2 separate regions of the Homo sapiens genome follow, and region 1 is linked to region 2. A link is an interaction called in ENCODE POLR2A ChIA-PET data of the cell type or tissue named here. Cell type or tissue: MCF 10A. All regions are shown on one strand.

Evidence for each region. ChIA-PET counts read pairs that join two places held together with the same protein. Peaks named below come from ENCODE experiments on the same cell type or tissue, not always from the same donor. Only the 100,000 strongest peaks of a DNase experiment are listed, where the experiment ranks them.
Region 1: POLR2A ChIA-PET joins it to region 2 with 118 read pairs; 5 of 35 experiments call an interaction of 5 or more read pairs at or near these places.

Annotation. Positions count from the first base shown.
Region 1 is chr18:58,285,997-58,288,496 of GRCh38, forward strand. All of the region lies in intron 5 of NEDD4L (NEDD4 like E3 ubiquitin protein ligase), which reads left to right. Among named protein-coding and RNA genes, the nearest start is that of MIR122HG, 160 kb to the right of the region's middle. In MCF 10A, no CTCF peak of the experiment used is centred here; no DNase peak of the experiment used is centred here.
Region 2 is chr18:58,223,074-58,225,573 of GRCh38, forward strand. The region is part of intron 2 of NEDD4L (NEDD4 like E3 ubiquitin protein ligase); the gene reads left to right. Among named protein-coding and RNA genes, the nearest start is that of NEDD4L, 180 kb to the left of the region's middle. RefSeq lists enhancers at 264-857, 2,077-2,176. In MCF 10A, no CTCF peak of the experiment used is centred here; DNase peaks (open chromatin) are centred at 788 and 1,168.

The DNA.
Region 1 (2,500 bases), 63 kb after region 2:
TGTCATACCTTAAGTTCTTATTTAGATGCATTTCAGAATATTAGAGCATTTTGCAAGTAGATGCACGTTCTTACCCAGTGTCAGTGTTTATAGACAGACACTCACCATGGGTATATTTAAGTCTAGGGTGGTAAAGAATATAAATGTCATTTATTAAAACCTGAACATAGCCAACTATGAATTATTTGTGTTAATGTAAACGTCGAATGAGCACTGCAAACATTTGATGTTTGAATATTTGCCTGTAGAAGTGCAGTACTATGTTCTATAGAATATAAGTAGATGCCACCCCAGTCCTCAAGGTTTCAGTGAGGTCATCATTGTATCAATAAAGGTGCCAATTTAAGATGCTAACTGGACATTGGAAAAAATTTGTTGTCCTATTCTGAAGGATGAGTCTTATATAAAGTGTTTTTAAAATACTTTATTGAAACTGCCATGTTCTTTTCAATTTTGGTAGCTCCCCTGCATTTAATTTAGTCATAAGCGTCTGTATTAATGGGTGTGTTCAATATGAAGGCATCCTGTGAAGACAATAAATTATATTATACTTATCTAGTCTGCACTCTTTATCATGTTGATAAAATGGCCCTTACCAGTAAAAAAACTGTTTCAGAATGTGTAAGAGTAAGTCTGTCTCAGCTGACTGAGGGCTTCATCATGTTCATGATAATCCCAGCAGCTTGAAATGTCAAACTGGTAGCTGATCCATAGCACACAGTAGTGCTAATTGAGATAGGTTGGTGTGGATAATTGAATTTAATTGAATATTAAACACCAGTAAGTGCTATGCTAGATGTTGGGACCACAGTGATGAAGATGACATTATCCTGACCCGGGAGGCGCTCCTTATGTGCATAAACTGCATTTGGAAATTTTCATGATTTGAGAGTCATCTATGGTTGCCAGTAGAGATTTTCCCAGAAGGCCAAGGATATATGGGGACATTTGACTGTTCTTTGACCATAATTATATAACTTTTTATTTGCCCAGAATGAACAACTGCAGGGTAACATTTATACAAAAGGAATTTAGTGTGCTTAGAGTGCTGATAATACTTGAGAAACTAGGAGAGCTGTTTTAAAGCACTTCTTTTTCTTTTTTTTTTTTTTGTTTTTTTCTGGGCTGTTAGAATTTGACATTGTTCAACTTTAACTTTGTCCTCATTGAACTTTATCCTGCTAAGGAGCTAAAAGGTCCATATGATCAAAAAGGCAGCTCTCAACCCAGCACGAAATTCCAGGCTCATTCATTTCTGTTTACCTACTGCCAAATAAGTCAGACAACTGCATACTTGCTTTACAGACGAATAGAGGACAGCATGTTGTTCAATAATTGTAGTTTAAAAAGTATATGTAAGATACATCCACAAGAAGAAAGATAGAGGGAGCATACCGTTTGTCTTCTAGTATAGGCTCCCTGCCCATGGAGATCACAGAGTAGAATTATGATGGGTGCCTTAGAGACCAGCCTCCCTCAGGATCATGAGTTCACCTCGGCACCACAGCTCTGGGCAACGTGGAATTAGACAAATTAAAGTAGTTAAGTTCTGACTTCATAGAACAGAATCTAAACTTTTGTTCATACTGCTTTTGTGTTCTTGGGCCATCTGAAAACCTTTTCTGTGTAAATATTCCTGCAATATGCGGTCTTACAGAGGTCTTATCACGCATATTTCCCTTTGCTTCCTTATGTATCGTATTTTTTCAAGAAGAAGACATTCAACTTTAGAGACAATGGAATCATTGTGTTGTGGCTTTAATTCAGGTCATTGTCCTTTTGTGAGTTGCACGTGTGCGCGAGCCTGTGTGTTTTGCTTGGAGGAATAGTGAATAAGCAAGGAGCAGAGTCCATTTGCTTTTTCTAACAGAGGGTGGGGCAGATTCTCTCACAACCATTAAAGAAAAAAATAAGATACCAGCAATAATGATAATCAGTCATGCATATGTAATCGTGTGTAGTTCATACTTCAGATTCATATACAGCTGAGCATGATCTTGAATGTTACAGGAAGCAAGCTTGAAAGTCAAGTTACAGTAGAACTTTGCTAATTCATGCCTGACTAATTTGCCCACCCAGTAGTTCCTACTGAAATCTTGCCATTCCTCTACCAACTTTCAGAAAAATTTGATAGCAGGCTGTGGAGAAGGCTCATGTTACTTCTTATGTCAAGGTGTAAACAAAAAAGAGAGCACAAAATACATCCATCAGACCACATGAAGTGAAGAGAGAGAAAACATCTGCTGAAAGCCGGATTCTCTGTTTTTTTCCTGCTTTTTAAATGTAATCTGTCTTTGTTTATGCATGCCCTAGAAACATGCATAAGTAACCCTGAGTAGTCTCTTAGTTTAAGAAAACCTACTATAAAATTTCTTGTTGTAAAATAAAATTCTAAAAGGAATAAGTTGTGGACATATAAGTATCAGACAGTTTATGTAAGACTTTACATAGGATGCAAGGTAGGCTGTAATATGATTTGGTAATTGTTTTATGGGGGAAT
Region 2 (2,500 bases):
AGGAATACAAGGTGAACTTTAATTCTTGTGGGAATCTAGTAAGATGGAAGTCAAGAAGAGAGGAAGAAATGCTTTTTATTTAGTTAAGAGGAAGTAAACATCTGTATTAGTTACAGATGTTATGCCTTAACCTTTTTCATTCCTATTGTTTTTATGAAAATTTGCCTTTTTAAGTTAAATGAAGGTTTTCTGGAGTCCTGTATTGCAACTAAATGTTGATTTAAAACGACACATTTGGGACATTTTCTTGGCACTGTGGAATATAATGAAAAGATATAAAATGAAGGCAGGTATGAAATTATATGAATTCTGCTACTTGAGTGTAGAAGTTTTATTCCAAAGTGGTTTGTTTGGTGGATGTGGTGATGGTGGGGGGCTCTATGTACTTATTAAGGCAAGTGATGGGACAGGAGCTTTTGTGGTCTTGACGGTTCTGTTGGGATGGGAGGGTTGTTTGGGATTTTTATGTTTCATTCCAGGCAATGTTTATTTTTTCAGCCTGTACTTCTTAGGGTTTTACCAAGTCAGTTTTCATGTGAAGCCATTTTCATATCGTTTCTTTCACCTTGATGGAAATCTTTTCCTTCTTATGTGCTTTGAGTTAAATATGATGTAGTGTGCTAGTAACATAGACGGGGCTTTCCTTTCTACAGGTGGGCTTGAAGTGAGCCTGCCACTCGCTCACCTTGAATCACGGAGGTTTCAGAGGCCGTTGGCCTTCAGGGCAATGGCAGAAGCACATGTTCTCTGCTGTTTTCTGAGTCTATCTTGACTGCGTTCCCAGTGGCCCAGAATTCCCCAAGGGTCACTCGACACACCCTCGTCTACAGTAAATATTTGTGCTTCCTCTGTGCCTGGCCAGGTTTTCTCAGTACCCAGGAGCACAGGTGGGCAGTGGGATGTGGGCAGGCGGTACCCAGATTCCCTCCCACAGGGGCCACAGGGAGGACTTGGGCGCTTCCTGCCAAGAGCCCCCTGCCCTTCAGACTAAGTGGAAATAGAGATCCGGGAGTCCAGTGGACTCAGTGGAGTTCCGTAGAATACATGGAAAACGCACCGCTTTCAGTGATGTAAGCTGTCTTGTTCACTTCACGATTACTCATCTGGCCTGCAGCAGGCAAGAGGATCACATGCAATTATAAACAGCCTCCTCTGACTAAGGTCAGTGACTGGAAACCCTGTCACGTTATCAGAGGTCATTTGGTCATAGATTCTTGGGCAGAAGCCATTGAGAGTCCTGGGGGTGTGATCTTTGAGCCTTTGCCAGTGCTGGGGTTTGACTCCTTTTAGCTCAATTAACTGGGTCCAGGAGTTTATTTTGGCCGAGATCTGCCATGCTGAGTTGACAGGCTTGACACTGGAAGGAAGTCTCTAACTTCATTAGAGGAAATGGCGTGGCAGGCTTTAAGGCATTTTGATATACTCCACTTTTTCTCTCTTGCCCTGTTTTGTTGAGGTTTTCAGGGCCATAACTGTACCTGAGGTTAATCAGTGAGTGATCTATCTGAAAGGAATTTGTTCTCTTTGGGCACCGTCCTGTGTGGTATTATATTTGTATAACTATTTAGCTTAACTCATTCAAAAGGCTATTTAAGTCACTTGTCCTGTTCATTACTTGAAAACAAGTTGTCTTCTCTTTATTCTTTTAGTCAGTTACCAAATATTTCCTAAGTGTCTCTTGTGCTAGACATTGAGGGGCACTCCTTCTCCCTTTCACTTGTCTGTTTTTGTTGAGCTACATTTTTTCCTTAAGTCAGATTGTTCTTTTCCTGTTACTTTTGTTTTCACTTGATTTGTTTATTTATATTTAAATATGTACTTTAACAGTCTTGAAGCATTGGTCTGAATGAGGATGGTGATCAGATTGGGAAAATGCCCCTTAATTTTGGTTTAAAAAAATTTATTTTCTTTAAATTATTTGTTTATTGATAGGGGCCACCCACTCCAGGTGAGTGGTTTCTCTGTGTGTATGGCAGAGGAATGCTCTGTGTCTGGAAAAAAAAGTCACTTAGCTTGAAATATTATGAAAGCTGAAGAGTACAAATGTCAGAGAGAAAGGGGTATTGGGGGGGAAGAGAATGAGAAGACAAGACACAGTCAGGGCCCTGTCACCCGTGTGGAACTGCAGGTCCCTGGAGAGATGATGCATTTATCCCTTTTTAGAGATATTGCCATTAAAAGTTGATCTTGAGCATGACACAGAACTGAAAGCTTTGATGACAAAGCCAGCATCTCAGTTTAGCAATAACCAGGTTAGGGAAAAAACCCCAGAAACTCAACAGTGAGATTCAGCTCAGCAATGTGGGCGGGGAACCCACTGTCCCGCCTTGGGCAGGGAGCAGCCCCAGCCGCTTCATCTGCCTGATGCTGGGTTTTATCCGCTTCACAATTAAATTTCCTTTTTGTTATGCTTGCGCACATCTATATTTGGCTTTGCTTCTTATTTTTTAAGAAAGGGGAGAAGTGTGGGCAAGGTAAAATACAGCTTGCAAGCTCCCAA